Linked DNA regions of Homo sapiens: region 2 is linked to region 1. A link is an interaction called in ENCODE POLR2A ChIA-PET data of the cell type or tissue named here. Cell type or tissue: Panc1. All regions are shown on one strand. Links, peaks and the distances in the headings refer to the core of each region. The heading gives the core; the rest is flanking DNA. Region 1 overlaps KIRREL1 (kirre like nephrin family adhesion molecule 1). Region 2 holds the start of LOC105371458 (a long non-coding RNA gene).

Region 1 (15,407 bases), core at 10,354-15,353:
GCTGTGGGGGAAGAAATAGATCTAGTCCTTGCCCACAGTGAACTCACAGCTACAGAATTACAGAACATCAAAGTTGGAAGAGACCGTGGAGATGTCATCCAAATTGGGACACAGGGAGGTGAAGTGAAACACCTACGAAGGAAAAGGGAACGCATACTTTTGCACACATACAAAAATAGCATAAAACATACAAGTCAGCGGTTCAAGGCAGGCCATTAACAACTGAAGTTGAGCACCTGTTACAGTAAATACATGTCTGGATGCTGCAGCAGGAGTGAAGTAAAGTCCTTGCCCTCCAGCTGAGGGGAAATTGCGAGAGTAGGAAATAGGATGACATTGACCGAGAGAGTGTAAAGTATTTAAAGTGTTTGAACAATAACAAGCAGTCCAATTTGGTAGGAGTTGAGCTCACTTCTGAGAGAGAATTGAAAGGTAAGGTGGAGATGCTAAGGGAGGTAGTACAAACTGAGCTCAGAGAGTCCAGAGAAGCAGTCAGGTGGGGCTTATCGGGAAAGGCTTTCTGGAAGAGGGAGCATTTGGGTTGCACTAAAGAAGAAAAACTTGCATTTGCAAGTGTGGAGACAGAACGAATAAGGTATTTGTAGAAGGTGGTGTGGGAAGTAGAAAATGAGGCAATTAACTTTTGGATTCAGTTCAATTCTGCAAATGTAAGTTGAGTGTTTACTAGGAGCCAGACATCCTTGGTCAGTATAAAAATGAATTTAAAAAGTAGTGCCTATCTTCAAGGAGCTTATAGTTCAGAGCTTCACAGAGTTAGAGGATGCACAAGTACTATGGGAATTCAGGCAGGGCCCTTGGCTCAGACTGAGGGTTTAAGGGAGGTTCTGGGGCCCTAAGCTGGAACTGTGTCTTGATGGATGGAGAGGAGTGAGTCAAGTGACGGGAGCACAGGAGCATCCTGAGGGGGTGCACCCGCACTGAGAGGATGGTTTGGCGTGTGCACACGCCTCTGAGAGTCTGGGATTTCTAGAAGGTAAAGTGCACGTTGACCAGGGTCTAACCGAATTTGAACTTCATCTGAAGTCAATGGAGAGCCATTGAAAGGTTTTTCATAGGGCAATGTTATCATTAGATTTGTGTTTCAGAAAGATCATTCTGGCAACTTTGTTGGGAATGGACTTAAGAGAAGCAGGCTGGTGACAGGGGAAGCAATTAGGAAGTTATTGCAGTAGTCCAGGGGAGTGAGGATAAAGACCTTAAGCAAAGCGACAGGGTGGAGAGGAAGGGATAGAATCCAGACCTATTTAGGAGGGATATTTAGTGGTGCCTGCTATGAGGTAGGAGAAGAAAGTCTGGGATGAGCCCCAGGTTTAAATGAGGGTAGGGAGGTAGTGGGGTCGGTGAGCAGAAAGACTACAGAAATGCAGCTGAAAAGACCCGTATTACAGCAACCATGGACCCTCAGTGAATTGGGGAGGGTCATCAGAGCCAGAATCCACAAGTTTTGTGGACTGAGCTGGTCTTCAAGTGATGGTGAGCAATTCCTGGAAATCCCTGGATGAGGACCAAGGACTTGGCAGTTTTTCAGGTTTAAAGTAAAAAATCAGTGTCTGGAAGTGGAGACTGGAGGAGAGAGGTGTGTGTGTGTGCACATGCCTGTGAGATGTGGTTAGAGATTATCTACAACATTTGGCGAGGAATTTCTGGGTTCCAGGGACTACAGCACTTCTGAAGTCCCAGGTGGCAGTACTGCCTCACCCCGACAGCCTCCTAGCGTGAACATAGACTCAATCCAATTCTCCCCATCCCAGAGTTCTGCAGGGGGTTAAGGAAATTTCCTTGACTCCTTGATTTAATCCAATCCTCTTATTTCACAGATGAAATACCTGAGGCCCAGAGAGGTGAAGTGAATTCCCCAAGGTCACACAGCTGGTCAACAGTAAAGCCAGAATTGTAACTCTGGTCTCTGTGGACTTATAATGAGGTGCTATTTTCACTCCCCCCTTTCCTCCCATTCACTATAAACATCCCTCGAACATTAAACATTGGAAATTTCCTTGACCCCTTGCAGAACTGTGGGATGGGGGAATTAGAATGTGCCCATTAAAGCCAGAAGCCACTTGTTTAAGGGACCACTGAGCACTGCAGTACAATGTGTTCAGTGTTCCAGGGACCTTAACCATGAATGGGAACTGGGGAGGAAAATGGGGAGTGGAGATGGCACCTGATTAGAAGTCCAGAGAGACCACAGAGTTATCCTTCTGGCTTTACTACTGACCAGCTGTGTGACCTCAGGAGATTCACTTCATCTCTCTGGGCCTCAGGTATTTCATCTGTGAAATAAGAGAATTGGATTAAATTATCTCATGTAGATTTCTTCCAGGTCTCAAATTCCATTATTCTGAAAAATGCAGTCAGATATTTGCTCTAAGATTAGTCTATTTGATCCGTCCCGGTCTCACTATCTACACTTTACCAAAATCCTACTTTTTCTGGATTCTTGAAAACTTAAGAGCAGGAAGTTCTTCTTCATGTCTACCTTCGGTTTCTCCTGCTTCAGCATAAACCTTACTGGGGAGAAAAGACATCTGTCCACTGTTGCTCAGAACGAAGTTCCCCTCCTCATACTTCAGTGCTGGCTGCATTGAATCAACTGTTCTGATGGTGGACGTGGTGCATGGAGGCCGAGAAGCACATGGGCAGCCCAGTGTAGTTGCAAGGTTTGCTCACACTCAGTGCATACTCGGTGCCTTCCCCTGTCCCCTTGCCTTTGTGCCTGTGCTTATGCTGTTCCCTGGAAGATCTTCCTTTCCTTCCTGTGGTCTTTCCTGAAGCAAGGGCAGATACAAGAACCCTGACTCCCAGATCCTACTTCTAGTTCTATCATCTATAATGACAGATGATCAGTTATTCTTATTAGTGGTTCATGGTCACACAATGAACACCTATAGACGACAGAAGTGGCATTATTGAAATAATAACAGTGGCTAATATTTTAAAATACTTGCTACATATATATTTCATTTAGTCAACACTACCAGTAACCAGCATGTAGCCGCATCAACATCAACACTAGAGTAACTCACTATATTTAACTTCTTGTTTCCTCCTTTTTGTAGAGACATAGTGAATGGATACCTGCTCTCTTCTCCCTTCCACTCTCTTCCTTCTTCCAATTTAATTCCCCTCTCTTGCTTACTCTTTTCCTGGGAAAAATGCAAGAGTAATTTTTCTAAAATCTTCTCTTCAGTGGGTCCCCATCATCTACAAGATGAAGTTCATACTCCTTGGAATGACCTTGGATGGCCACCAGGCCACTTGCCATTGACTTCTGCCTCCCCATCACCACACCCTTCTTCTCCAGGATTCCTGTAAATGCCTTCACCTCCTCTTTGGTTACCCAAACTGAAAATGACCTCCCTTCCTCTCAGCTTCCACCTTCTCCTAATCATTAAATCCTGTTGATTCTACCCCTTCATTTATTTCATACCTATTCCATTTCTCTTTATCCACTGTCTTAGTTTTATATCCTTATAATTTTTCTCCAGGAGCAGTACAGCAGCTCCCTGCTGTACCTACCCTCCCTCTAACTACTGGCAGAGTGTTCTGCCTTATCACTTCTCTTAACTACTCTGATAAAATCCAAACTCCTGATCCAGCATATAAAACTCTACATGATCTGGCCCCAACCTACCTCCCTTACCCCATCTCTCTTCCCTCTCTTCTCTTGAACTCTAGTTAATCAGAACCAGTTGCATATGCAGCAGTCCACAAACATACATGGCCCCTGAGCCCTTGCTAACATTTATCTCCTGCCTGGAGGAACTGTCCCGCTCCCAGCCAACCCACCCAACATTCCCCTTACCTGCTTGGTGAACACCTATTATATTTCAAATCTTAGTCTAAGTGATATCTCCTCTATGAAGACTACCTGACCACCAAGCTTCCTTACTTTTATCATTGTACCTTGTATTAGTCCATTTTGTGTTGCTATAAAGGAATACTGGAGGCTGGATAATTTATAAAGAAAAGAGATTTATACAGGGCGCGGTGGCTCACGCCTGTAATCCCAGCACTTTGGGAGGCCAAGGCAGGTGGATCACGACGTCAGGAGATCGAGACCATCCTGGCTAACACACTGAAACCCCATCTCTACTAAAAATACAAAAAAAAAAAAAATAGCCGGGCGTGGTGGCGGGTGCCTGTAGTCCCAGCAACTCCAGAGGATAAGGCAGGAGAATGGCATGAACCCGGGAGGCTGAGCTTGCAGTGAGCCGAGATAGCGCCACTGCACTCCAGCCTGGGCGACAGAGCAAGATTCCATTTCAAAAAAAAAGAGAGAGAGATTTATTTGGCTCACGGTTCTGCAGGCACCAATATCCACTCAGCTTCTGGTGAGGCCTCAGGAAGCTTTTACTCATGGCAGAAGGCAGAGAGGGGAGCTGGTGTGTCACATGGCGAGAGAGGGAGCAAGAGAGAGAGGAGGAGGTGCCAGCTCCTTTAAACAACCAGCTCATGTGTGAACTAACAGAGAGAGAACTCACTCATTACCCTGGGGAGGGCACCAAATCATTCATGGAGATCTGCCCCCATTACCCAAACACCTCCCACTAGGCCTACCTCCAACAATGGGGATCACATTTCCACACAAGATTTGGAGGGGACAAACTTCCAAACCATATCACACCTATAACTGCATGTTGTGTTTATGTGTGTAAGTCTGTACTCACCTCTACGTTCCTTGAGAGCAGGAGGCATGTGGGATTCTACTTCCTGTCTCCATCCCCCAGTACAGCACCTGACACACAGTAGGGTGCAGGTGCATTAAATATTGAGTGGGTAAATGAATGAATGACATTCAAGATTTGGCACAATCTGGTCAGAGTCTAGCTGTCCTATCTTTCATAAACAATAAAAATGCAGCATCTTAAGGTTGCCATGCACAAGTAGCTTGCAAGTGTATTTAAGGGGATTATCACTTTTAATCCTTACAACCCTGCCCTTCCACAAATACCCAGTGACTCAGCCACACCAGACTCTTCCCCAGACACACCACAGGCTTCTCTGCTCATGTCCTTTCTGTTCTTTGTGCCCAGAATCCCTTTACTCCCACATTTCCTGGTTTGAGGCTTAATTTTGCCCTTTACAGAGACCCTTTTCAGATTCACCCTCTCCTCTTTTCCCATTGTTGGAATTGATCATTTTCCTCCTAAACACCAGAGCTGATGATTGACCTGAGCCTCATATTTAGCTGAAGCTATTTCATGTAAATTCCTCAAGGACAAGGCTATTCCTTATTAATCCCTTATTCTATGGGACTGAGCATAAACTCTGGCACATAGTAGGTCCCCAATGCTTGTTTGCTAGTTAGAATAGAATGGAATTGAGCTGAATTGATTGTTTAGGTTTCAGAGTTCTTCCAGTTTTTGCTGGAACCACAGGACAGAAGGAATCAAGAAAGTGGTGGGGATGGGCCGTGTGCAGTGGCTCACACCTGTAATCCCAGCACTTTGGGAAGCTGAGGCGGGTGGATCACGAGGTCAGGAGTTCCAGACCAGCCTGACCAACTTGGTGAAACTTCATCTCTACTAAAAATAAAAAAATTAGCCAGGTGTGTGGTGGTGTGTGCCTGTAATCCTAGCTACTCAGGAGGCTGAGGCAGGAGAATTGCTTGAAGCTGGGAGGCGGGGTTTGCAGTGAGCTGAGATCGTGTCACTGCATTCCAGTCTCGGTGACAGAGCAAGACTCCATCTCAAAAAAAAAAAAAAAAAAAAAAAAAGAGAAGAAAAAGAAAGTGGTGGGGATGGGTTGAGACTGAGGGTGGGTGAGGGCAGGACCAAAGGGGAGGCTGCTTAACCATGATGGGATCTCTTTCATAGAAGTTATATAAACAAAATTTCTTGCCAACAAGTTGCCTGTGGATATTTATGGAACCATCATCATTACTATTATTTAATTTTTTATTATCCCAAACAGCATGCTGAGCTTTGAGTAAAGTGCTGATGGCCAACCTATGCCTGTACCAGGAACTTGTAAGGACATTTTCTCAAAATGGTTCTCCAAGCCCTGTCCCTGTCCTCAAATAACTCACACCATCTTGAGATTTGGAAGGCATCTTCCATGTCTTCTGTCCAACCATTCACTTTACAGATGGGGAAACAGGGCCTACAGCTGTGTGCCTCACCCACGGTCTCCCTGGCAGTAAGTGGCAGAGCTGGAGTTCAGATCCAGTTCTGATTTCCAGCTGATACGTTTTGTTGCTCGCTCTACTAAAACCTGCCTCTACCAAATTGTCATTAGAATTCCTCATATTCTATCTCCCTCAATTCTGTTCAATTCAACAAATATTTATTTTATCAAGTACCTACTCCTGCAGAGAGACCTGTGCTGGGGGATGTTGAGACAATAGAGCGACAGGGAAGATGGAAGTTCCTGATCTTGACAAGTTTACTACCTACACTGTGGGTGGAGGTGGGAGGTGACTGGGCGGTGCATTTTTATTGAGCACGGCACCAAGCATCTTCAGACTCATTTCTTTGGGCTTTCTTGCTTCTTCCTTTTTTGGGCCATCCACCATCAATCACCATTTTACCATGGATGAAACTGGGACTTAGTGAGGCTGCACTGGCACCTGATTGACACTAAGCACCTGCACTTGGGACTCTGCTGCCTGCCTTCCCCCTGAATGAATGAGAACAAAGAAGCCTGGGGTTGCCTAGCTTATTCTTGGCCCACCTGAAGAAGGTGGGAGCATGGAAAGAGATTAAACCAAGGAAGGGGAGGCGGCCTCCCCAGAGCTCCTAGAGCCTGACTTTCGCTGTCATGATTAACAGCTGTTTGCATCTTGCCAGCTCCACTTTCTTTGGTCCCTCTGGCCCCCTCCACTCCCTTCTGGTAGAAACACGGGTTAAGTCCTTTACTTTTGCAGCTCTCACCAAGCAGGGGATTTGAGAGAGATCAGCTGGCAGGTGTGGGGGACTCGAATATGGGATATCTTTGTTAAGAAACAGGTGAATTATGTATCAGTAGCCTCAGTTTCCCCAACCTCATGGGCAAGAGTGGCGGCCCCACTTCCTGTGCCCTGGCCGATGTCCAAGTGCCATGTCAGGAATGCCAACATGTCATGAATTTGTGTGCCTTGCAAATGCTTTATTGGCATCTCGTGGTGTTGAAAGTCATGTAATTATGAGCAGAATTTATATGTCGCCAGGGCTGCCTAGGCGCCCTCCCTGCGTCTCCTTCCGGGCACTGCAAATATTGAAGGCTGGCTTAGAAAAGAATCAAACCTACCCACCTTGATATCTATGCACCCTGTAGATAAGGTTTTAATTGAAAATCGGTTCATCTGTTCCCCATGCCTAATTACAAGGTGCCTGCACTGCCAATGGAGCATAAGGACAGGAGTCCAGCACCCTCCAGGAAGGCCTGGGGTTGTGGTCCCACATGGGGACAGCAGTAACTTTGGCAGCTTTACCTCTTCCGCATCTACCACCTGAGGACTTCTGGTTTCTTACCCATGAGCAGGCACTGGTGTTTGCAGGGAGGACACTCCCTCAGCCCCATCCCCCTCCCTCTCTGGCTGGTGCTTCTGCAGTGAGGACAGGATGCAGCTCACTGCCTGCTTCCTCCCTTCTGCCCTGCCAGGGATACACTCCTCGCCCCCCCTCATCCTGCCCTCTCCTTTCCTTTCAGCCCAAATGGGCAAAACCAGTCTCTGTTTGTCAACACCATTCCCTTTCACCTCTGGGCTTGCCTGGAGGCCACTCGCCCTCTTCCAGGGCGCTCTTTCCCCATCCTGCTTTGTACCCTCCTCTCCCGAGAAGCCCCTGCAGTGGTGATGACAGATCTTCTGCCCTTGTGTCTGTCTCCCAAGGACTTGCCTTTCGCGTCAGGCTGGAGCATCCACCACCATCTGCAATTCCTCCTCACAGGGCAGGGCAAGGTTCTGCACCTGGGGAGTGATCAGCAGGGGTCTAGGGGTGAGGGAGCAGGCCAAAGAGCCCCCAAAGGCTGATGCTCATGACCAGGAGAGGCAGGGGTCAGGTTGGCTGTCTTGCCTGGTTGGGGCTTAGGAAAAAGAGGAGCACCCAGCACCTGCCCCAGGTGTGTGCCTATGGCCTTCACCCTCAACCACCTCTCCCTTGGCCCTGGTCACGTGTCACTGCTGTCACATTTGGCTCCAACAATAATTCCCCTGCTTGGAGAGCAGGAGGAAGAAATTCATTTTCCAGCTCCAGCCGGGCGGCTGTGAAATATGATTTCTAAAGTGTTAATAATGCATCACGTTTAGATAGCACTTTACATCTTCCAGAGCAGCTGGCTGGGCGGGGGTGCTGGCAGCCTGGGCTTGGAGCTATGGGGCTCACTCCTGGGTTTCATTTCTGAACTTCTCATGTGGAACATGTGCCTACTCCTTGGTGCCTTAGTTTCTCCTTCTAAAACAGGGAAGGAGTCATTCAGTCTTTGCCTTCTGCCAGGATATGGAGGTGCCATATCCCAGCATCTTTGCCACTCCCATCTCCTTCTTCCAAACCTTCATTTATCTTTTTTTCATCTTCTCCTAGGAGGACCCCAGCATTCCTTCCTTCGTTCATTCATCAAACCCTAATGAAGTGCCTGTTGTGTGCCAGGACCTGAGGTGCAGAGATGTTACTGCCTTTGGGGGCTCTCAGGAGTAGATGGGATAGAGGTGTGAGTCCCTGCCCCCAGCACTGTGGCCTAACACGAAGAGAGCTGAGGGTTGACACCTCCACTCAGCTTTATTTGGGGTTTGGGGACACGTGGGATGGTCTCTGCAGGATGCCAGAGCTTCCAGGAAATCCCAGCCAGCTCTTTCTGTTATCCCAGAAAGGAAGCCCTGCCTTGTCTTTGGTGGTCTGCTCAGAGCCACTAACCCTTTAGGGCCCTTGACTTCCTAAGACCTGGAATCTTTCTCAGTCCTCTCTCCTGTGCCTTCATTTGTGTGCAAGATAAGTACTCCTGTCTTTTAATTTGTCTCCAGGGCTTTTCACAGACATAGAATATTCCTCTCTATTCATGCCACTGAGCTCTTTCCCACCGTCACCTAAAGGCTTGGGAACTGTTTCTCCATTAGTCAGTTCATATCCATAGCCACTGCTTCCAGGAAGGCCTCCTAGGATGATCTGAGGAAAAGAAAAGATGTGTAATATTTTTTTGGGGTCGCCCCAGGTTTCCCGATTGCTCCCACTCAAAAGGCAGTTGCTCTTGAAATGCCAGAGTACCCAGGTACTCCACTCTTTGCAGCAGTTGGTCCCCTGAAAAGTATATGGAAATTCTGCTTTTGTAGGTAAAATAATATTAATTTCCAAGAGACCTGGATTTCTAGTTTCTAGCAGTCCCGGTTCTGCCACCAACTGTCTGCAGTGTCTTTGGACCTCAGTGTCCTTATCTGGAAAACGAGGCCATTGAAAAGGTAGTACCTAGGGGCTTTCTCTAACCTTCTTTGATGACACTGCTACTTCAAACAAATCCTTGGTGAATTATTAGGTAAAGAGAAGAAGCCCTTTGATAAGCATGTAATTGCCTTCCAGTTGATTGATTTCACTGGGTGAGTTGGGGGCTTGCGATTTTCTGGAGGGGAAGCTTGGCTGTGCTCAGTAATGTCCTCATAGATTGCTTGTATCTTCAGCTGCGTCTGTGGCCTGCGGGTCTGGTCCAGAGTGGAAGCTCCCAGAGGGCCAGGCCTCGGGTTCTGTAATTCTGTTGGCACTTTGTCCTGCACCACCACTGACTCAAAGCTTTGTGGTGCCTGGGATGAGGAAGACACTTCCTTCCTGCCCTCAGCCCCTCTGACTCCTCTAACTTCCTAGGAAGACAATTCCTCACCAAGTTTTCCCAACAGGTTGCGCTGCTGCTGCTGTTCAGCTGACACCATAGCTGACGAGTTATTAAAAATCCTTCATTATTATTCTGTGCTGTCTCTCCCTCCTCCCTCCCTGCCCTGCCCCAGGCTTCCAAGGCCCATGGCTGTCACTGAGAAATGCCTGGAGGCCCCTAGCCAAGAGCTGAGGCAAGCTTTTCCACCCCCTCCCTCAAAGTGACCCCCATGGATGTTGGCAGCCAGCCAGAAGCAATGGGTCTCACCCAGGGTTAGGAATTCTGACACCTAGGTTTCTGATCCTGCTTTCTGCAGGTCTCGGGGAGCTAGTGCAGGTACTTTGCAGCTCAAAGGTCTTTATAGCAAGAAATAGTTGGAAGCCAGAGAGGGATTTTCAGTCCCTCGGGGATCTTGGTTAGGGAGACATCTCTTAGGTATGCACATTGCAGACGACATCTGGGACCCGATGCTTCATCCCCTGGGGAGAGAGTGACAGGCCAACTCCATCATCCCATTCCTGAGCTGGGGGTCCAAACCCAGCTCATCCATCACCCATCCTGATAATCAGATTTGGCTGCGGCAAGAACAGAACATAATACTGAGCTCCTCTCCCAGACGCCGCAGCCGACATGTCCTGAGAGATGTGGAGGGCCTTGCTCTTTGGAGATGCAGAGAGGGAGTGGCAGGACCCGGAGGGAGAGATCCCTGCTCCTGAGTTGTGGGGCAGATAGGAAGTGTCTACAGAGCAGTTCCACACCCTACACAGCACCCTTCCCACTGCATGTTTCCCATGGGCACCCAATAGAGCACTCCTGCACCCTGTGTCTGGGCAAGGGATCCCAGGGTCAGCGCTGTGGGTGGGAAGATGTTTTGGTTCTGCCTTCCAAACTGGAGTCCTTTCACTTACTCCCTGTCAGATTTCTCTCTGCAGGAACGTGCCTCTTCAGATCTAACTCATTCTATTGTTGTCTAAAGCATCAAGTCCCTTTTTCCGGAGCCTCACAGCCTTGGCCCAGCCCTCAAACCCACGTTCAGCCCCAGTTTCTAGCACCCAGCCTCTGGGACAAGAATAGGACTGTAGGGGAGAACGCTCTGGGTGTCTGGGTTAGAGACAAGGGTAAGCATCCACAATTAGCTTGAGAATTCAGGGGCCAACATGTCCACCCTGGCTTGGCCTCCAGGTTGAGTTGACACTTTTGTTTGTCTCTACCTTTGTTTGCCTAGATGAATTCTAACTGAGGGCCCTCATCTCTCCAGAGGTGGGGGCAGAAAAAAACTGGGATTAGAGTTAGGCGAAATGAGATTGGGGTTAGGAAAGTGGCCTTTAGGATTAGGGTAGGGAATACTCACCTGGGGTGTGGGATTTACTAGTGCTCAGTATGAGCATCAGGGTAGGCAGGGGTGGGGGCTCAGGCTTGAAGCAGCGATTACTGTTAAGGATAGAGGTAAAGTTTGGCTTATTATGTTCTTATTTATTCAATAAGCACCTATTGATCACTTATGCTGTACCTGGCTCTGAGGGGACTTGAGATGCTGTGCCTCTTCAAGAGCTCATGTTCTAGTTAGGATTTGGGGTTAGAGTGATTGCTAGGATTAGGTATGGATTGGAATTAGTGTTGAGGTGGACATTGGGTTCGGGGTTACTGTTTGGGGTTAGGGTTGAAGTGGGAATACGTTTAGATTATATGTAAACATACAGGTTGGTGTGAGGTTTCTGTGAAAGTTCCTTCCTCCAAGTCTCTGCTCCTTAATTCTCTCCTCCTACTGCTTACCCAACCTTGTCTGTGCTGTCTAAGGCTTCCTGGACTTACTGGAATCCGTTTAATGACAGCGACCATCTGCCACCCCTGCTGGTGATCAGCCCCTTCCCCTTTCCTCTCTGCTCCTCCTTCGCCTTTCCCAGCAGGGAGTCTGCATCCTGCATTCCTGGGCAGGGTTCTGATGACATCTGTCCTCTTTCACAGCTCACATTCTGGGGATCTCTGACCTTTGCCCCTCCTTCTCAATCTCCCTGTCTGTAGCCACCAGGATGAGCCAATTTCACCCATTCCCACCCTCGTTCCCTTCTACTATTGCCCTGCACAGCTTAAGGCCCTCACACTTCTATCTTTCATGCATGGGACCCTTCTGTCTTTAGCTGAGTTCTGCTTATTACTCTCTCTCTCCTCCTTTGCTCCCTTTCCCATGTCCTTCCAGAAGTCCCCTGGTCTCTTACTTCAATCTGCCTGTTCCGCCTCCACTGAGACTTTCTGCTGCGCCTTCCTCCTCCTTTAACTCCCTTATGAGAGGACTCTCGACCCATTCCTCCAACAGCCTCTGCTTGCCTCTTGGGCTGGAGAAATTTCTTTTCATCTCCCCTCATCAGTCATATGGGGCAGATCCCTCAGAATTCCTGCTCTTCCTGGCAGCCCAGCCAGGAGCAAGTGATTTTGTAGGAAGAGTCATTTCCATGCAATACAAGGTATTGAGGAATGCTGGAGTCGGGGCTTGAAGCAGGGAAGTGTCCTTCCGCTCTCATCTTATTCCAGGGTGAAACAGCATGACTCCGGTGCCGTCTCCTAGCCCAGAGTTTAGGGCACATTTAGGGGGTGGCTGGATGAAATACCCAAATTTCAAGAGTGGTTTGGGAAGGAAGTTCCAGAACTACCTGAGCAGAGGTTAAACTGCTCCTGTCCCCACCTTCCATTTCAGAGAATTCTGCCTGTAAACCCACTGAGGGCTGAGTTTCCGGAGGCTTCCCTGTGCCCTGCTCTGTCCTCTACCTCTTCCTTGTTCTTGGAGCCCTCCTGTGCCCCCCTGAGAACCTAACCCCCCATCCATCCATCCATCAGAGGTTTGTGAGCTTGATTGATTCTGATATCAGGAAGCAAAGGCTGCTCGTTGGAATGCATGGCACCCTGTCCCTCTTGCTGGGAGTAAATCGAGAGGGAATATTGCCTGGTCCAGGAAATGAGGTGCTAAATTTGTTGTGAGATAGGTGTCACAAGCAATCAAAACGAGCCTTTCTGCATCCAGCCCTGGACAACTAAATGAGAAATCATTAGGTTATTGCAGAGACCAGGGACAACAGAGGCGGAGGGATGAGAGATCCCCTCCCTATTCCTTGGGGGTGGGCAACACAGGGAGATCAAAAAGGGAAAGGAAGACTCAGAGATGGAGTGAAAGAGTGTGAGAGAAGAGGCAGGCTGCTTTCTCAAGGTTTCTCCTACACCTGGATGTGGGGTATCCTCTTTGCCACAGCTGCATCCAGCTCCTCTCTAGGCAGTTTTGTGTGAAGCTTTAGTGGACACCTTCATCAGTCACATGTTTCTGGCCTCTCCTCTGGCTGGCATCTAGGGTGGTTCTGAGGCTGAGATGTACTGACACAGGACAGAGAGACAAGTGAGCAGAGTTGGGTGCCCCCAGATCAGCAGAATTTGGGGTGAGTAGAAAAGCTGAGACAGGCTCATGTGGGAGGCTGATGAGGGCACAGTTCAGGGTGGCTGGTTTTTGTAGGATGGGAAAGGAAACTGAATATCTCCTTTATAGCCCCTCTGGGAAGACTGCCTGGAGGACGGGGATTTGAAGGTTGCATAGCAGGCTGTGGATGGATGTAGGTCTGCTAGGAGATGGTGGAGTGGCTGGCATGTGGACAAGTAGGTTGCTCTCTCTTTCTGCTAATACTTGCCTCCTTCATGGAAATGAGGGCACAGAGCTGCCCTGGTGTTCACATGCTTTGGGGTCCCAGGAACAGTCATCAGTGTGCATGCCCTAAAGAGAAAGTTTCTCCATGTGCCCACACCACAGACTTGCAATTGGTCACTAAAATCATGTCCCCCACCAATATCCTGTAAATTTCTGAGAGTGGTAAGATGAGTGGTTTTGGCTTCCCTGGCCTCTGCTCTTGGAGCATTTGTTTTCTGCCTGACAAGGAAACTCAGTCAGGCAGAGCAGGGAAGAACAAGGGCTCCAGCGTCATCAACCCTGAAGTTCTACCTCTGGATGCTCCCTCCTCTATGCAAGCCTCTGCCTATTGACTGCTGCCATATTGAGACCTGCTCCTACAGCTCTTAATTATGGAGCCTCCACTCCAGGCTTCCTCAGCTCCCTGCAGCAAATTAACATTCTGTGCCCCCTGTACGTGTAGAATGAACCGAGTTAGATGGATCGATTCAGCAGCCGGTTGGAACTGCTTTTACTTTACGCAGAATTGATCCAGATGACCCCAACCTGGGGATTCTAGGAGCGCCTTTGCAGGAAATATTTTTAATGGAGATTAATTGGAAAACTCTAGCATGTCCTGCTTATGTGCAGAAAGTGCCTCGTTCTCCCTTTTGGTGGCTGTATACCAACACTAGTATGTTGACGTGTGGTAACACACTCACGCTTACCTAGACAGGTGAATGCAAACAAGGACACATGTGTCCCCCCTTGCACGCAGATACAAAACACACTGACATCACCATAGGCAGCCTCTTCCTTTCTGATTCTTCTCAAGCCTGTCCCCAAACATTATCAGGCTGACACACATGGCCCTGTGCAGCTTAGATGTGCCACAGCTTCCACTTTCGTCTTTCTGAATCTGGACCTCTTTCTTTGTCTATGTCCATTCTCTCCATAGCCCAGAAGTTTCTGGAGTGCAGAGCCAGAGAAATGTCCAGAAAGAGAAGGCATTAGATTTTTAAAGATGCCTGATCATGATTCCAATTTATTTATGTGCCTGAAACCCAGCCACTTCCAATTGCTCACTGGACTTTTATGTTTCTGTGTCTTGGCTCATGCTGTTCCCTTTGTGTGAAATACTCTTCTCCCAGTTCTCTGGCTGTCGAAATATTTCTTGTCTTCAAGGCTCAATGCCATTCTGGCCGATAAATGTGCATTTATTGAATACCTACTCTGTGGCAAGCAAGACCACCTATGTCCAACTTACGAGGCTATAGTAAGGGCCCAGAGCTATAAAAGGCTAACATGAGTCTCAGCCCAAGGGAAGACCAGTTTGGAAGTCAGATAAGAAAAAAATGCAATGTATTTGTTCATTCAACAAACATCAATTAAGATATTCATTCAACAAGCATCTATTAAGGCTGTAAGCTCCTGAGTGGAATAAGACCCCCATGTCCATGCCCTCAGGAGTATTCAGATTGCATGGGTTCCCACATCATTGCCCCCCATCAAGTCGGCCCTGATTTCATCTCATCAGCATGGGCTACCACTGCATGACACTGGTAGTCTTTCAGCACTTATTTGTTAACTAATTTGTCTCCCTTGATAGAATGTGATGAGCAGGCAACTTCCCATTTTCCAGCTTGCCCATCCCATCAAGCACACTGTTTGGCTTCCAGGAGAGCTGTGCTCAACATACCAGCCAGGCTGAACTGTTTCTAGGATCCTAAAAGGCCTCACTTTCCCAACTTCACACTGCTGTCTATGCCCTCTGCCTTCCCAGGACAGTTTCTTCTCCCTTCTCTCTCTGCTTACCAGGAAAACTCCTACTCATCCCTCGGATCTTGTCAAAGACATCACTTCCTACAGGATTCGTTCCTGCACCTCAGGTACTTTCCTCCATGTTGCCCCATCATGGCCGCTGTCGCACTGTATGGACTTGGTGCTTGGGTATGTCTACCAGACT
Region 2 (15,407 bases), core at 6,692-11,691, 130 kb before region 1:
CCTGTCACCTTCCAGTCAGGTGAGTGGCTCTTCTCTTTGTTCTTTTAGATCTCTAGGAATCACACTCACTCTGCTAGGTATGAGAGGTACTTCCAGTTCTAGCCTCTTGGCTGTGGGCTGCAGGGATTTGGGCCAGAACTAGGGTGAAATGAGCTGGGGTCCAGTGCTTTACTCACCTCCCTCTAGTCCTGGCCATGGCAGGGACACTCCAGTATCACATTCTTCTCCGCTTTGCCACCTCCCTGCTTGATGGGCAAGAAGACCATGCCCTGACTCTCTCAAGGCAATGAATTATCCCTTTACTATTGAGCCTTGGGACAGAAAAGGAGAAGATAACTGTGAATGGAAAGTATATCATTCTCCTGGTTCTGGCCACAGGTGCTCAAAGGCCCCCACTGGAAGCACTGGAGGCAACGATGGGAAACATATTTATACTAGAGTGGCAACTAGAGAGCTAAGGAGATGCTCTGCATTAAATAAGAATGCCCCTGTATCTTTTACTTGGATTGTAAACTATCAAATACCTAACTTGTTTTTCTTCTTTTTACTGGAATTCTAATATAATACAGAAAGCTTGGTTTCATATTAGACTGGAAAGTTATATTTTCTTCTTTAATCATGTCTATAATCATTCTATAATCACCTATAAGGGAGGTGATGCTTGTGTACCTAGCTTGTAATTTTAAGCAAGAGTGTTTTTAAAGTGGCTGGGGGAGGGTGGTCTCTGGAGCAGTGTCATGAGATCCAGCAAACTCCCTGAAATTATGACAAAATGTGTATATATGCACAATTGTGCCTTCCACTAGGGAATGAGCCTATAAGTAAATGTCAAAAGTTAAAGGCCACCTATCCAGGCAATTATAGTCAAATCCTTGTTCCAGACTCAGTAATAACTGGTGCCAGCATTTCTTATCTATCTCTAGCCCTGTCGTTATTATCAATTTGATTACAAAAATCTTATTCCTCAAATATTTCCTAAATCAAACTGATTGCATCTTCCTCATCTTCACTGAAAATCTTGCCCAGTCTCAATATAAAGGAAGAGAACATTTGGCCTCCAAGAGGGCTTAGCACTGCTTTCTCGTTATCAATACTTATGGCTCCCACTGTCCACACCTACTTTCTATTCTAATGGTAGAACTTTCAAAGTGGTTAAAAGGTGTAGAACAGTTGTCTTTAAACTTATCTGATCACTTGTGCTATTGAGAACAAAAATTTTGAGCATGTACCTCCAATGTATTATACAGACACTGATACAAATCCTACATTGAAATGTTGTGAATGTGCTAAAATATACACAAAACAGAAAACTTTTAAGGTTAAAAAGTGTTTAATATAATCTGGAAGTTCTCAATGCCTTCTCCCCACTTCCTTATGGATCCCATTTTGAGGACTGTGGATGTAGATCTGGTGAGAGGATGGCCTCTCTTCTGAGACAGGACCCTGGGAGCTACCCCTCCTCCATGGTCTCATGGCTAGAGGGATAGGCTGGGAAGACAATCTAAACAACTTTCATGCCCTTTTTCTGTATTCCATTCTTCCCCCATGTATGACACTGTCTTTCATTACACTGAAGTTAATGATTGAAGGTTCAGGCCTTGGGGTTAGGCTTTTTAGCAGAATGACAAACATTTTTCCAAAGGCTTAAATGCCAGGTCTGAACCCAAGCTGTTATTCTCAGTTCTGGAATAACCCCTTTGATACTCATAAATATCTGGAGAGGAGAAGATTTAAGGAATGTTTACAGCTGTACATGACACTGTTCAGAGCAGTTTAACATTTAGTCCTAGTAGCAACCCTATGATACAGTACTACAAATAGCACCTGTAAAGTAGGTAGTATTATTATCTCCATTTTACAGATGAGGAAAGAGAAAGCATCGAGCTGTTAAGTGGCTTGCCCAAGGTAACTCAACACATAGAGCTGGAATATGAACCTGGTCACTCAGGCTCCAGGGTATGTGCTTTTAACCACCTTGCTACACTTCCAATCTCAACTGTGCCAGTGAAGAGTGGTACCAATAATAGCTACCATTTACTGAACCTCTCCAAAGTGAGGGGTACTTGTATCGCATTTCATCTCCATGAGAACTCTGTAAGGTAGACATGATTATTCACATTTTATACTTGAGAAAACTGAGAACCAGAAATAGCAATTGATTTAGCAAGATTGAGATCCAGAGATAGTAACTGAGTCCATCCCCCTAACCCATGCTCTTCCTACCACTCCTGCTGCCCATGTACATCTGGAGATCAGGAGATGATGAGATTTCTGTGGGCTGCGGTCATTCCAGAGGGCAAAAGAATGTGGAGGAAGTGCAGGGTAGGATTGTTATGGAGCATCAAACAGCAAGGTGGTCCTGTGTAATGTTCCTCAGCGTGCTCTCTCGCTATTAAAAACACTCAGGCAAGTGAGGTGGACCCTCTACCCAAACATTTAGTTCCACCAACCCCACTTGCCTTAATGCCCAGCAGGTGATACTGGCTTCCATCCAGCCCTGCCCTCCTTCACAGCTGGCCCCTCCCTGTGGTCTCATTTTTACATAGGGATCCCTGTGTCTGGGGTGCTCCTGGAGACCCAGCCCTCAGGGGGCCAGGCGGTTGAAGGGGAGACGCTGGTCCTTGTCTGCTCCGTGGCTGAAGGCACAGGGGAAACCACGTTCTCCTGGCACCGAAAGGACACGCAGGAGAGTCTGGGGAGGAAAACTCAGCCTTCCCCAAGAGCAGAGTCGGAGCCCCCTGCCATCAGGTAGAGCCATGCAGGAGGATACTACTGTACAGCAGACAACAGCTACGGCCCCGTTCAGAGCACGCTGCTGAATGTCACTGTGAGAGGTGAGCGGCATGGTCTGAATCTGCTAGCCGGCGGCTCCCTGCTGGGGTCAGTTTCCTTCTGTAGCAGCGAGGATGCTCCAAGGTGACGACAAGAAACAGGGCGTGAGGAGGGTAAGAGGCCCTATGGGCACTGTAGTCTTGTGATGGGGGAGGTGGTGGCAGCGGCAGCGGTGGCAGAGAGCTAGAGGAGGGTGAGAAGGTGGACGCGGGGCCATGTATCCCGAGCTCTTCACCAGAGCCCAGCACAGCTCTGCCGGAAGCACCCCTGCAGGGTTAGACCAGCAGGTGCGAGGTGCGACGTGGGAAAGAGTCCAGGGCCGGCGGGGTGCTATGAGGCGAGGACTTCCTGAGCCGAGGACCGGGTGGGTTGTGAGTTGCGACCAGCCTCGCTGACGGACCCTACTACCTCTTTCAGTTCCAGTGTCGCGTCTTCTCCTCAGCTTCATTGCTCCTGGCGCCCTGGCCTTCATTGGCCATGTGGTGGAGCTTCACTGCGAAGACAGGAGAGCGTCTGCACCCATTCTGTTTTGGTGTTACCATGAAAATGTGACTCTGGGGAAAGCCTCAGCACCTTCTGGAGGAGGAGCGTCCTTCAACCTCTCCGTCGCCGCAGAGCATTCTGGGAACTACTCCTGTGAGGCCGACAATGGCTGGGGATCCCAGCGCAGTGAGGTGGTGGCACTCACGGTCACAGGTGGGACATGGCAAACAGCTCCTTCCAGAGAGCTTGTTGCAATTATACCAAGCAATGGCTGGTGCTTCCTTTCCTTCGGAAATTTCTGCTCCTCGAGGAATCAGAGTTCCTCTAGAAAGCGCCTTAATGCTCCAGGGCTCTCCCTGTAATTGGGTTTTTTGTTTGTTTGTTTTGTTTTTTGTTTCGGCTTTTGTTTGTTTGTTTTGAGGCGGAGTCTCGCTCTGTCGCCCAGGCTGGAGTGCAATGGGGCAATCTCGGCTCACTGCAGCCTCTGCCTCCCGGGTTCAAGCTATTCTCCTGCCTCAGCCTCTGGAGTGGCTGGGATTACAGGCACCCACCATTATTCCCAGCTAATTTTTGTATTTTTAGTAGAGACTGGGTTTCGTCATGTTGGCCAGGCTGGTCTCAAACTCCTGATCTCAGGTGATCCACTAGCCTTGGCCTCCCAAAAGTGCTGGGATTACAGGCGTGAGCCACCGCGCCAGGCCTTGTGTAATTGATCTTAACAGCAGCATTGCTGGCGAACCCCTGGTCTCTCCTGTTCCCTTTCACTGAACTAGTAAAACGTGTGAAATAGATACTGGGTATTGGGCACTGTGCTAGGGTCAAGTCAGCGTTGGGAGTCAGGTCGGTAAGGCAAGAAGAAAGGAGGAAGACTTCCCTGAGAAAAATAAGGAAGTATCTTGCACATGCAGAGCTCCAGGGAGGGAGGAGGTACAACTAACCCTTGTAAATACAAGTAGAAAAACCGTGAACAGACTAGATTCTGGGATTTAAAATTTTACTAGAATTATCTCACTTAATCTCCATAACAACTCTCATTTGACAAATGAGGAAATAAAATTTAGATTAAGTAACTTGCCCAAGTTTACATAGCAAATAGGTACAAAGATGGAACTTTAGGCCAGGGCTGCCTGAATCAAGAAACTGTGCTCTTAGCCACAAAGTTAATATATTATGACCGTTCTGTACATTTTTTTCTTCAATCCATTATTGTGGAGAACTGCATTAATAGATGTCCTAATACGGAACAATCCTTGAATTTCCCCTATAAACCCTTCTTAGTCATTGCAGGTAGTAACTACATAACACTTGCTAATATTTTATTTTAAATTTTAGCATTTTGTTTATAAGTGAGTTTTCTTTTCTAAATTCTACTCATCTGGTTTAGGTTTCAGGGATAGGTTAGCCTCATAAGAATAATTTCAGAAGTTTCCATAGTTTCTGTGCTCTGCAACAATTGAAAACAATATTGGAATTATCTGCTACTTAGTCTTTGGAACTAGCCCAAAAACTTTCTGAGCCTGGTGTATTTTTCTCTCCATTGTCAGATCTTTTTTTATTCACTTTTTTCAAATTTTTCACCCTTTTAAAACACAATTTGAATTCTTTCACTCAAAAAGTTGGGCATTTTCTCTAGATTTTCAAATTTGTCACATAATGTTGACCATAGTATTATTTTCTTCTTCTTTTCCTCCTCCTCCTCCTCCTTCTTTTGACGGAGTCGCTCTGTAACCCAGGCTGGAGTGCAGTGGCACAATCTCGGCTCACTACAACCTCCACCTCCTGGGTTCAAGCAGTTCTCCTACCTCAGCCTCCCAAGTAGCTGGGACTACAGGCATGCACCACCACACCCAGCTAATTTTTGTATTTTTAGTAGAGATGGGGTTTCACCATGTTGGTCAGGCTGGTCTGGAACTCCTGAACTCAAGTGATCCACCCGCCTCGGCCTCCAAAAGTGCTAAGATTACAGGCGTGAGCCACCACACCCAGTCAACCACAGTATTTTCATCTAATTTTTTAAAGCCCTCTAGTTTGTGATTGTGTCCTTCTCATTTCTAACTTGTTTGTGTGGTCTCTTTTCTCTTACCAGATTTGCCAGAGGTTCAGCTGTTACATTGCTCTTTTCAAATACCTAGATTTATTTTTATTGTACAAATAGAAAATTGTTTTATCATTCAAATATATTTGGTTTTGGTTTTCTAATTCATTTATTTCTCCTTTACTTTCAGTATATTCTTCCTTCTTTTTATTTTAAGTTTATTTTATGTTGCCTTTTCTTTAATTTCTTACCTGAAATGCTTATTCATTTTTTATCTTTGTTTTCTAATGAATACATTTAAAACTGTATGTTTTCCTCTAAGTACACTTTCACATTATCCTAAAAGTTTTAATGAATATTTTCATTTGTTTAATATCTAAAGTGTGTGTATAATATATGTTTTCATTTGTTTTTCAACCTGGCAAATTATTATAACTATTATAAAATAATTTCTTATGAATAGATTTTTTTCATCCTTTATTTTCTTAGTTTCTCATAAAGTTCTTTGTTATCCTTGTATTTAACATTTTTTCAAAGTGGCCTGTATAAGTTTTACTTTTTGGGAACTTAGTAAGAATTTCTTTATGGTCTAACATATAGTCAATTTATATAAATATTCTATACAGAAAGTGAAAAGAATATGAATTTTCTGTTAGAGGTACACAGTATATATTTTTCTATAAAATTAAGCCAGTTGCTTGATTTATTCATTCTCTGTAGAGTCTTACATATGTCCTGTTTAATCTATTAATTTTTGAGAATAATATTCCCATTATTGTCTATAATTCTGTTAAGTCTACCTTTTCCCAGGGGCTTTGCTGTGATCATAGTAATTGTGTGAGATGGGGCATTTTGGTTGCAAATGACAGAAGTCCCATACAAACTGGCTTGAGGGAAAAAAAAAAGCAAAGTTGGTGAGAGGGGTCAAGAATGGACAAGGCTTTGTGTGCAAGTGGATGCAAGGTCTCTGTCTTTGTTGTCCACCTTCTTTCCTCTGCTTTCTGCCATTAGCTTCATTCTTAGACAGGCAGAGCTGGCCACTGATAACTCTAGGCTTACATCTCTCCTTTCTGCTAGAGATCCTAGAGAAAAGAGTTTCTTTCCAATGACTGTAGCTTAAAACCATAAAAACAAGACAGGCAGATGTTAGAGATTAACCAGTCCGTGTAAATGTGTCCATCCAACTCCTACCACCCCCTTCCCCAGAGAAAATGGGCCTGCCATTGGTGAAGTCATCAGTGTCATACAGAGCAGTTTTTAAAAGGAAAATGCATAACTCAGTTGACCTTAGGCCTTTCCTACTCTAGGCCTCAGTCTCTATCTCTAGGAAAGATCTAATTCTAGCCTTCTCTGTTTCTAAGCTTTTTTGAGCTTGTGAGAACCAAACCATAAGTCTCTATGTCCCCACGTCCCTTTATCGTCAGAGTGGAAGCAAGGGCTCCTTTTTAGGTATCATTGAGTGGGGGGCATTGGTGGGGCGAGATGCTCGTAAAATGGTGATTGGGATAGGGCAGATCTGAAGCTCTGTACTTCCTTATTTTTGCAAGTACCCTAAGCCCACATCACACAACATCACCAACACCAACATCAAACAACCTCTCTTAACACTGGGAGCTGCTTTAAGAGTAAGTTCCTGAGTGTGCTCTTACCTCTTCTGTTTGCAGAGCCCCCGACCAAAGTCCGTTTGATTAATGGTCCTCACCACTGCAAAGGAAGAGTGGAAGTGGAACAGGAAGGTCACTGAGGTACCGTGTGTGATGACAGCTGGGACATGAAGGATGTGGCCGTGGTGTGCCAGGAGCTGGGCTGTTGAGCAGCCAAGCACACACCTGCTGGCATGTTGTATTCAAGAGTGGCAGAAGAGGCCCAACCTGTGTTCATTCAGGTTGCCCTGTGCCATAGGACAGAAGAGGCACTGGCTGAATGTGAGCAAATTGAGACCTTTGACTGTGGGCATGAGGAGGATGCAGGAGCAGTGTGTGGTGTTGGGTAATGGCAGGGCTTGGGGAGTGGTATTTGTGGGCTAGCCCATCTCCAAGATCCTTCCTTGTGCTGCCACTTCCAATTCTCCTTACTACTCACCATTGCCCCCTCCTTCTTCAGAACCACTCAACCACTCTACGCAAAAATGTGCTCAATGCAACACCATTACTTCACTTAAGCTGGTCCAGAGTTAAAGGGCTCTCCTATAATCTATGCTAATATTATTAGACTTTATCTGTCATCTCAAAAGACAAAACACTGGTATTTTTTGTGACTGTGGGTTGAGGCATAATGCTAGGAAAATAATTATAAAATCATAGAATTATACAATTTGAGTGATTTTCATCAAGATCACACTGCTTATATTGTTCTATAATCTCTTCAGCTTTTCTCAGCTCTCTCCCCTAAACAACTCTGCTCATCAAAATGAATCTCTGGATTCTAATAGGGACTAGGAGGAGTTGGAAGAACACAGAGTCTGTCAAGAAAGCCAGGCCACAAGCTGTAAAAGACAGAGCTACCTAAGGGTAGAGGTAAAATGAAGAAATTCTGGGACCACTGCAGGTTCCAAAGCCTCCATAGAGCCTTGACTGGAGTGGAAGCCAGTAAGATTGACTGCTCTCTCTAGCTGCAGCCCCAGCCCCAGGCTCCCATGGAGCCCTCCAGTCCCATGGGCCAGAGCTAATGAGTGGCCTTTCAGAGGTCCTTGGTGAGAAGAAAAGTCTTTAAAACACTAGGCCAATGCTGAGCTTTAGGACCTAGTAAGAACCTGTGACTTGTTCAAGGAAATTGACTCAGTACTGGGCACTAGCAAGGATCCAAGATTTGGAGTCAACTGTTCAGAGCTAGAGGTTTACCTCCCTGACTAGCCAGCCATGTAGGTAGCAAACTTTTCCAAAGCTTATTATCTTTGTCAGAAAAGTGGGATACCATCTAGCCAAATTTCCTCACAGAGTAGGACAAGATCAAGCAAAACACACTCATAAAGACCTCTTGTGGAGCAAAGTCTGGGAAGAAGTCCCTGGGCTGCTTTGGGATGGTCCGGATGAGGGGATCCAGTCTGAGGCTTGGGGCCAGGATCCATCCTTAATCTGGGCCTCTCTTCTCCTGGGAGATCTTATAAGCTTGCCTGAACAGTACTTTACTGGGTCTCCCCACCTTACCACCTCTCCCCCTTTTCTCTATAGCATTCTTGCTTAATACTCTTTGAAGATCTGGAGACTGGGGATCAGCAGGCCCATATCCTCACTGGCCTCACAGGCCTGGAGAGCACCACAACCCCAGATGGACTTTAAGACTTTACTTGTGGCTCCCCCATCCCCTCTGCAGGACTGTAAACACCACTCTCCTGAGCCAGTCTCAGCCCCACCTGCATTAAGGGAAAAACCCAACTCCCAAAGAAGCTGAGCTTAGTGAAATTGTCCCCCACATTGGCATCTTGGCCAAGCAGGCTTTTCTAGTCTTTTCCAGAAGTGCCTGGCTGGGAATCTCAGTTACTGTCTCCTTGGCAGCCTGAGATGGAACAAGCAAGAAATAACCTGAAATGGGCCCTACATCTGGTAGAAATGTGGACATATAAAACAGACAAAATTAAAGAAAATATGGGTATTTAATCTCCTTTCTTTTTTTTTTTTTTTTTTTTTTTGAGACGGAGTCTCGCTATGTTGCCCAGGCTGGAGTGCAGTGTCGCAATCTTGGCTCACTGCAAGCTCCGCCTCCTGGGTTCACACCATTCTCCTGCCTCAGCCTCCTGAGTAGCTGGGACTACAGGCGCCCACCACCACGCCTGGCTAACTTTTTTGTATTTTTAGTAGAGACAGGGTTTCACCATGTTAGCCAGGATGGTCTCGATCTCCTGACCTTGTGATCCACCTGCCTCGGCCTCCCAAAGTGCTGGGATTACAGGAGTGAGCCGCCATGCCCGGCCTTAATCTCCTTTCTTAATGGCTTGGAAATAAACTAGGTTTTAAAAAAGTTATTTTTTCAATTTTTTAAAAATTACAATGGTAAAACACATTGGAAAAAAAGTGGTATAGAAGAAAGAAAATAAAAGTCAGCCAAAATTCTAACACTCAGAAGTAACTGCTGTTAATGTTCTGAAACTTCCTGAAGGTCATATAAGGAATAAAAATAACACTTATATATTCTTCAGTAAAATAATATATAAGCATATATTAACACATATATTTGAATTTATTGTACCATAATCTATATATTATTTTAGTGTTTATTCAATTTAACAATGCAACATTAGCAGACATTCCATAGATATAGAAAATACATACCACATGCACATATATGTATATATGTATGTATGTGTATTTACAAAACTTCCCTCTCAAGAAGATAAATATTGATTCAAAAAGGCCCTTTACTAGCTTTGGGAGTGCAGACTTAAGGGAAGGTAGAAGCCACATGCTTCATGATGCAACACACTCTATGAGTCATCAAAACTCATTTACTGTTTAATCAGAGGTACATGTTGAATTTTTAAAACATCTTCCCAGTGTTATTTTTGTTTCCTTTTAACAATATGGTGGATTACATTAACATCTCCTAATAATAAATAATTGTTTCAACCCTACCTGGCTGTGATGTATATTAACATCCTGCTGAATTCTCTTTGGTAGTATCTTATATAAGACTTTTACACAGATATTTATTTATTTATTATACTTTAAGTTCTAGGGTACATGTGCACAACATGCAGGTTTGTTACGTATGTATACATGTGCCATGTTGGTGTGCTGCACCCATTAACTCATCATTTACATTAGGTTACACAGATATTTATAATGAGGATTTGTCTGTAGCCTTTCATTCTTTCTTTGAAAAACTTTGATATCAATGCTATATTGATTTCTTATTATGTTAAAAGAGTTCTTTATGCTTAAAAACAATTTGAATGCTACTAAATTTTATCAATTCCCTTGAAGATTTTTAAAAAGTTACCATGAGGCTGGCAGCGGTGGCTCACGTCTGTAATCCCAGCATATTGGGAGGCCGAGGTAGGCAGATCACTTCAGATCAGGCATTTGAGACCAGCCTGGCCAACATGGTGAAACCCTGTCTCTACTAAAAATACAAAAATTAGCTGAGTGTGGTGGTGGGTGCCTATAATCCCAGCTACTTGGGAAGCTGAGGCAGGAGAATTGCTTGAACCCAGGAGGCGGAGGTTGCAGTGAGCCAAGATTGCTCCACTGCACTCCAGCCTGGGTGACAGAGTGAGACTCTGTCTCAAAAAAAAAAAAAAAGTTAGTATGGAATCATCTGCCCTGATATGTTTAGAGGTGTGGCTCCCTAACAGTGCTTCAATTTTTTTCATGACTATTATTCTTTTTATTTAACTGTCTCTTCTTACATAAAATTTAGTAATTTATATTTTTCTAGAAAAGTATCCATTCAATGTAGGTGTTCAGATGTATATTTATTCATTGCCACTCCTTTCTTGATTAGGCTATTCAGTGGCATATCAATATGCTTTTCATGGAAAAGCTTTTGAGTTTATTCATATTCCTTATTGTGAGGGTTTTTTTTATTTTACTCATAATGTCTGCCTTCATCTGAATTATTTTGTTCATATTTTTGTAAGTTCTTAAGATTAATACTGGGTTCATTTATTTCCATTTTTTCTTGGTACTCATTCCAACTGTTTCATTAATTTTCCTGAGAACATATTTTAGTCATATCCTTCAGGTTTGGATATGTAGTGTTTTGGTTATTACTATTTTCAGTCTGCAACATCAATTTTATTTTCTTCTTTGATCTCAAAGTTGATTTAAAGGGTATTTTTTATTTTTTATTTTATTTGGTTTTTTTTCTTAACTTTTATTTTAAGTTCAGGGGTATATGTGCAGGTTTGTTATATAGGTAAACTTGTGTCATGGGTGTTTATTGTACAGATTATTTTGTTAGCCAGGTATTAAGTATTATTACCCAGGTATTAAATATTATTTTTCCTGATCCTTATAGAGGGATTTTTTTTTAATTACCTGGTGATAATCTTTTCCCCTAATTTTGTGATTTAAAAAATTCATTGCATTTGTGATTTTTAAACATTTTCTTTGTGACCTAAAATATGGTTAGTTTTTGTAGGTGTTCCATGAGTAGTTAAAAGAAAGTGAATTCTCGGCTGGGCGCAGTGGCTCATGCCTGTAATCCCAGCACTTGGGGAGGCCAAGGCGGGTGGATCACGAGATCAGGAGATCGAGACCATCCTGGCTAATGCAGTGAAAACCCGTCTCTACTAAAAATACAAAAAATTAGCCGGGTGTGGTGGCGGGCACCTATAGTCCCAGCTACTTAGGAGGCTGAGGCAGGAGGCTGAACCTGGGAGGCGGAGCCTGCAGTGAGCTGAGATGGCGCCACTGCACTCCAGCCTGGGCGACAGAGGGAGACTCCGTCTCAAAAAAAAAAAAAAGAAAAGTGAATTCTCTGTTGCTAGGATCTATTGTTCAATATGTATCTATTAGGAACTTATTAATCATATCACTCAAATCATATGCTTCCTTATTTTTTATCCACTGGATCTTCTAGGTCTACGGGTGTCATTTGTTATTATCATTGTGCTCAAGTTTGTTTCTGTTTTTATTTCTGTTTCCTCCAGTCTATGTGTCGGTTATTTTGATGCCAAGATATTCAATTTCAAAGATTTTTGAGGCCTAGAGACTTCTCATATATTTTAACCTCCTCCACTTTCATTTGGTGCTTTTTGCCTTGATATGACTTTGTCCTTTTTTTTTTTTTTTTTTTTAGAGACAGAGTCTCGCTCTGTCACCCAGGCTGGAGAGTGCAGTGGTGTGAACTCGGCTCACTGAAACCTCTGCCTCCTGGGTTCAAGAAATCCTCCCAAGTCAGCCTAGGATTACAGGTATGCACCACCACACCTGGCTAATTTTTTTTTTTTTTTTTTTTTTAGAGATGGGGTTTCACCATGCTGGCCAGGCTGGTCTCAAACTCCTGTTCTCAGGTGATCAGCCTGCCCCAGCCTTCCAAAGTGCTAGAATTACAGGCATGAGCCACCACACTCAGCCTTCCATTCTTTTACTTTTAACTTTCCTGAGTCACTTTCTTTAAGATATGCCCCTTACACGTAATGTAGAGTTGAGTTTTGGTTTTGTACTGAATATAAAATTATTTTATTTTATTAAGCGTGCTTGCCTTTTTATGCTGTGTTATCTGTTCTCTTCTTAATGCTTCGTTTGTTTTTTGTTTGTTTTGTTTTGTTTTACTTACTCTTCATTTTGTAACCTCAGACATAGAGTTAATCCCTCAGTTCATGGCTCACTCACTTTATTGGTCCATATGAATTTTCGCTCTAGTTTATTTATTTCCTTGTGTCTTTACTTACTATTTCCATTTCCCAGCCTCCCAATAACTTCATGATGATACACATACATGTATCATTTTCCTTGAGACTTTTTAATTTACATATGTTATTGGGCATTTTTCTCTTGGCACTATGTTTTGACCCATCTATTTTGTTATGTGTACATCTAGCCCATTGCTCCTAACTTCTGCAAGTTGTTCCACCATGCTTCCCTTATCTAATCCCAGTGAAGGATATCTAGATTGTCCCCAACTTGTTACTACTACAAACACTGACACCTGCTTTTTCATGTCACACCATAGACCTGTGTGAGAATATCTCTGGATATATACCTGAGAGAGTGATTGATGGAAGAAGTAATGCCAAGTGGTCCCCAAAGTTACTAGTGCCCCCAACAGGGCAAGAACATTCCCTAACCCCACATCCCACTCAACCCTTTAGTGTTCTAACTTTACCAATCAGATGAGGATAAAGAGAGATCTCAGAGATCTAATTGGTGTTTTATTTCCATTTTTCTAATTATCAATAGGCATAAGCATCTTTGCATGTGCTTGTTAGCCTTTTGAGTTTCCTCTTCTATGAAATAACCATTTTGTGCCCTTTGCCCATTTTGTTAATATAATTTCTGGTTTTTCCTATTTGGTATATAGGAGCTACTGCTTTTTCTATATAAGTTTCTTGCTTGTTTTAGGCTTTGCAAACATTACCTCCTACTCTACCATCAGTCAACTTTGTCCATAGTGTCTTTTATTGAGCAGATTTAAAAAAAAAAAAATTAAGCTATAGGCCGGGTGCGGTGGCTCACACCTGTAATCCCAGCACTTTGGGAGGCCGAGGTGGGTGGATCACGAAGTCAGGAGTTCAAGACCATCCTGGCCAATCTGATGAAACCCCGTCTCTACTAAAAATACAAAAATTAGCCGGGCGTGGTGGCTCACACCTGTAGTCCCAGCTACTCAGGAGGCTGAGGCAGGAGAATCACTTGAACCCGGGAGGTCGAGATTGCAGTGAGCTGAGATCGTGCCACTGCACTCCAGCCTGGTGACAGAATGAGACTCCGTCTCAAAAAAAAAAAAAAAATTAAACTATAGAACTCATCCAATTTTTGCTTTTAACATATGTTTTTAGAGTTTTGTTTAGTCCCTCTTGACTCCAAAATCGCAAAACTTCCCTTAATTTTATAGTTTTACTTTTTATGCATTGGATCTTTTGGAGTCCAACTTTACATTTGATATTAGGTATAAGTCCAAATTGTTTTCCCTTAGAGTAATCTAGCACCATGTACTAAATAGGCCAGGTCATGCACTCCCCATTATTTTGTGATGTCAACCTTAAGTGTGTGTGTGTGTGTGTGTGTGCACCCAAGGTCTATGATCTCTCTACTCTGTTCCACTGATTTATTTATTTGATCTTGCACATACATTGTACTGACTTAATTGCCCTGGACTTCTGATCTACCTTAATATCTGATAATATAAAACCACTCTTTGTTCTTTTTTATCAAAGTTAACCTGGACTTTCATAGATTTTTATTATTCTATAAAATTTTAGAGTAAGTATATTAAATGGCTAAAAAAAATCCAGGTGAACTTTTTATTGGGATTTTATTACATTTATAGATTAATTTGAAAGAACACAGGGAGAAATTCCTATCACATCCTCCATTCAACTCACTTATTTGGTTTGTGCAAATGACAGGTGTATTTTGAAGAACAGCAATTGCAGTGGCTGCTCCAGATGTGGTTTTGTTTGACAGAGCAAATCATCTTGCTACTAGCACTCACCATGCAGCTTTTGACCTGGAAAATGCCTTTTTTTTAACCTCAATTCCTGTTAATTGAGACCACCAGAAGCATTTACAATACACTTTATTGTCCTAACTTTGAGCTATATCAGCTTTTCAGCCCTCTGTCATAGAATCACAAAGACCTTGATCAGTTTCTCTTCTTCATAGGACATCACACACTCATCCATTAGATCAATGGCATCATACTGATTAGACCAATTGAGCACAAAGCAGCAACTCTAGACATCTGGGTAGGAAATATACATGCCAGAAGGTGGTAAATAAATCCCATTTTGGTGAAATTTCTAGTGGTCCAGGGTTCTTAGACATGTCAAAACATATTTCCCAGGGTGAAGGACACGTTTTGTAGCAAAGCCATGTCCACCTTTGTAGATATCTAGTCTCCTTTTGAAAACTTAACTTCTGACTTGCTACTAAGTCCTAATAGAGACTGAACCCTTGACCATGGGCCACAAAGTTGCATGTGACCTTAGCTGCCTATCATGAAGTGGTGTTATTTGACTTAGTAAACCAACATGTTGGCATGCACAGAAGCACTCCATTATTGTCCCCTGTGGCAAAGAGCAGAGCAAGGGCAAGGTGGAAAATGGATCTGAGGGCAAAGAAGCCCAGGGTCAATGCAACAAGCAAAGAATTTCTCTCCCCTAAATAAAAGAGAATATGTTGGGACAGTGAGGAATGAGAGGGGTGATGGAATAAAGAATCTGTTTCAAATAGAATTCAAGTGAGTTTTACTAGAGAATGCAGATTAATACCTGAAGAACCCTGCATATTTGCCTTTTTCTCCAAGTAAAAGAGGAAACTCAAGTTAAGAAAAACCCCACTTCTGAATGAAGAATGAGCTTGGAGAGGGAAAAGCATAAGTTTCCATGGGAGTTGTGGCATCCCATGAAAAGTGGTCAGGCAGATGGGTCTCCAGACAGAGAAGTGGTCAGGCA

The links. Peaks named below come from ENCODE experiments on the same cell type or tissue, not always from the same donor. Only the 100,000 strongest peaks of a DNase experiment are listed, where the experiment ranks them.
Region 2: POLR2A ChIA-PET joins it to region 1 with 8 read pairs; 2 of 35 experiments call an interaction of 5 or more read pairs at or near these places.

Annotation. Positions count from the first base shown.
Region 1 is chr1:158,048,498-158,063,904 of GRCh38, forward strand. The region is part of intron 1 of KIRREL1 (kirre like nephrin family adhesion molecule 1); the gene reads left to right. Among named protein-coding and RNA genes, the nearest start is that of KIRREL1-IT1, 31 kb to the left of the region's middle. RefSeq lists an enhancer at 7,292-7,866. In Panc1, for the core only: no CTCF peak of the experiment used is centred there; no DNase peak of the experiment used is centred there.
Region 2 is chr1:157,922,517-157,937,923 of GRCh38, forward strand. LOC105371458 (a long non-coding RNA gene) reads left to right here and starts at 3,451. Exons shown (of 4, transcript NR_135760.1): 1 at 3,451-3,528; 2 at 7,015-7,275. It also overlaps the pseudogene LOC100996284. In Panc1, for the core only: no CTCF peak of the experiment used is centred there; a DNase peak (open chromatin) is centred at 9,766.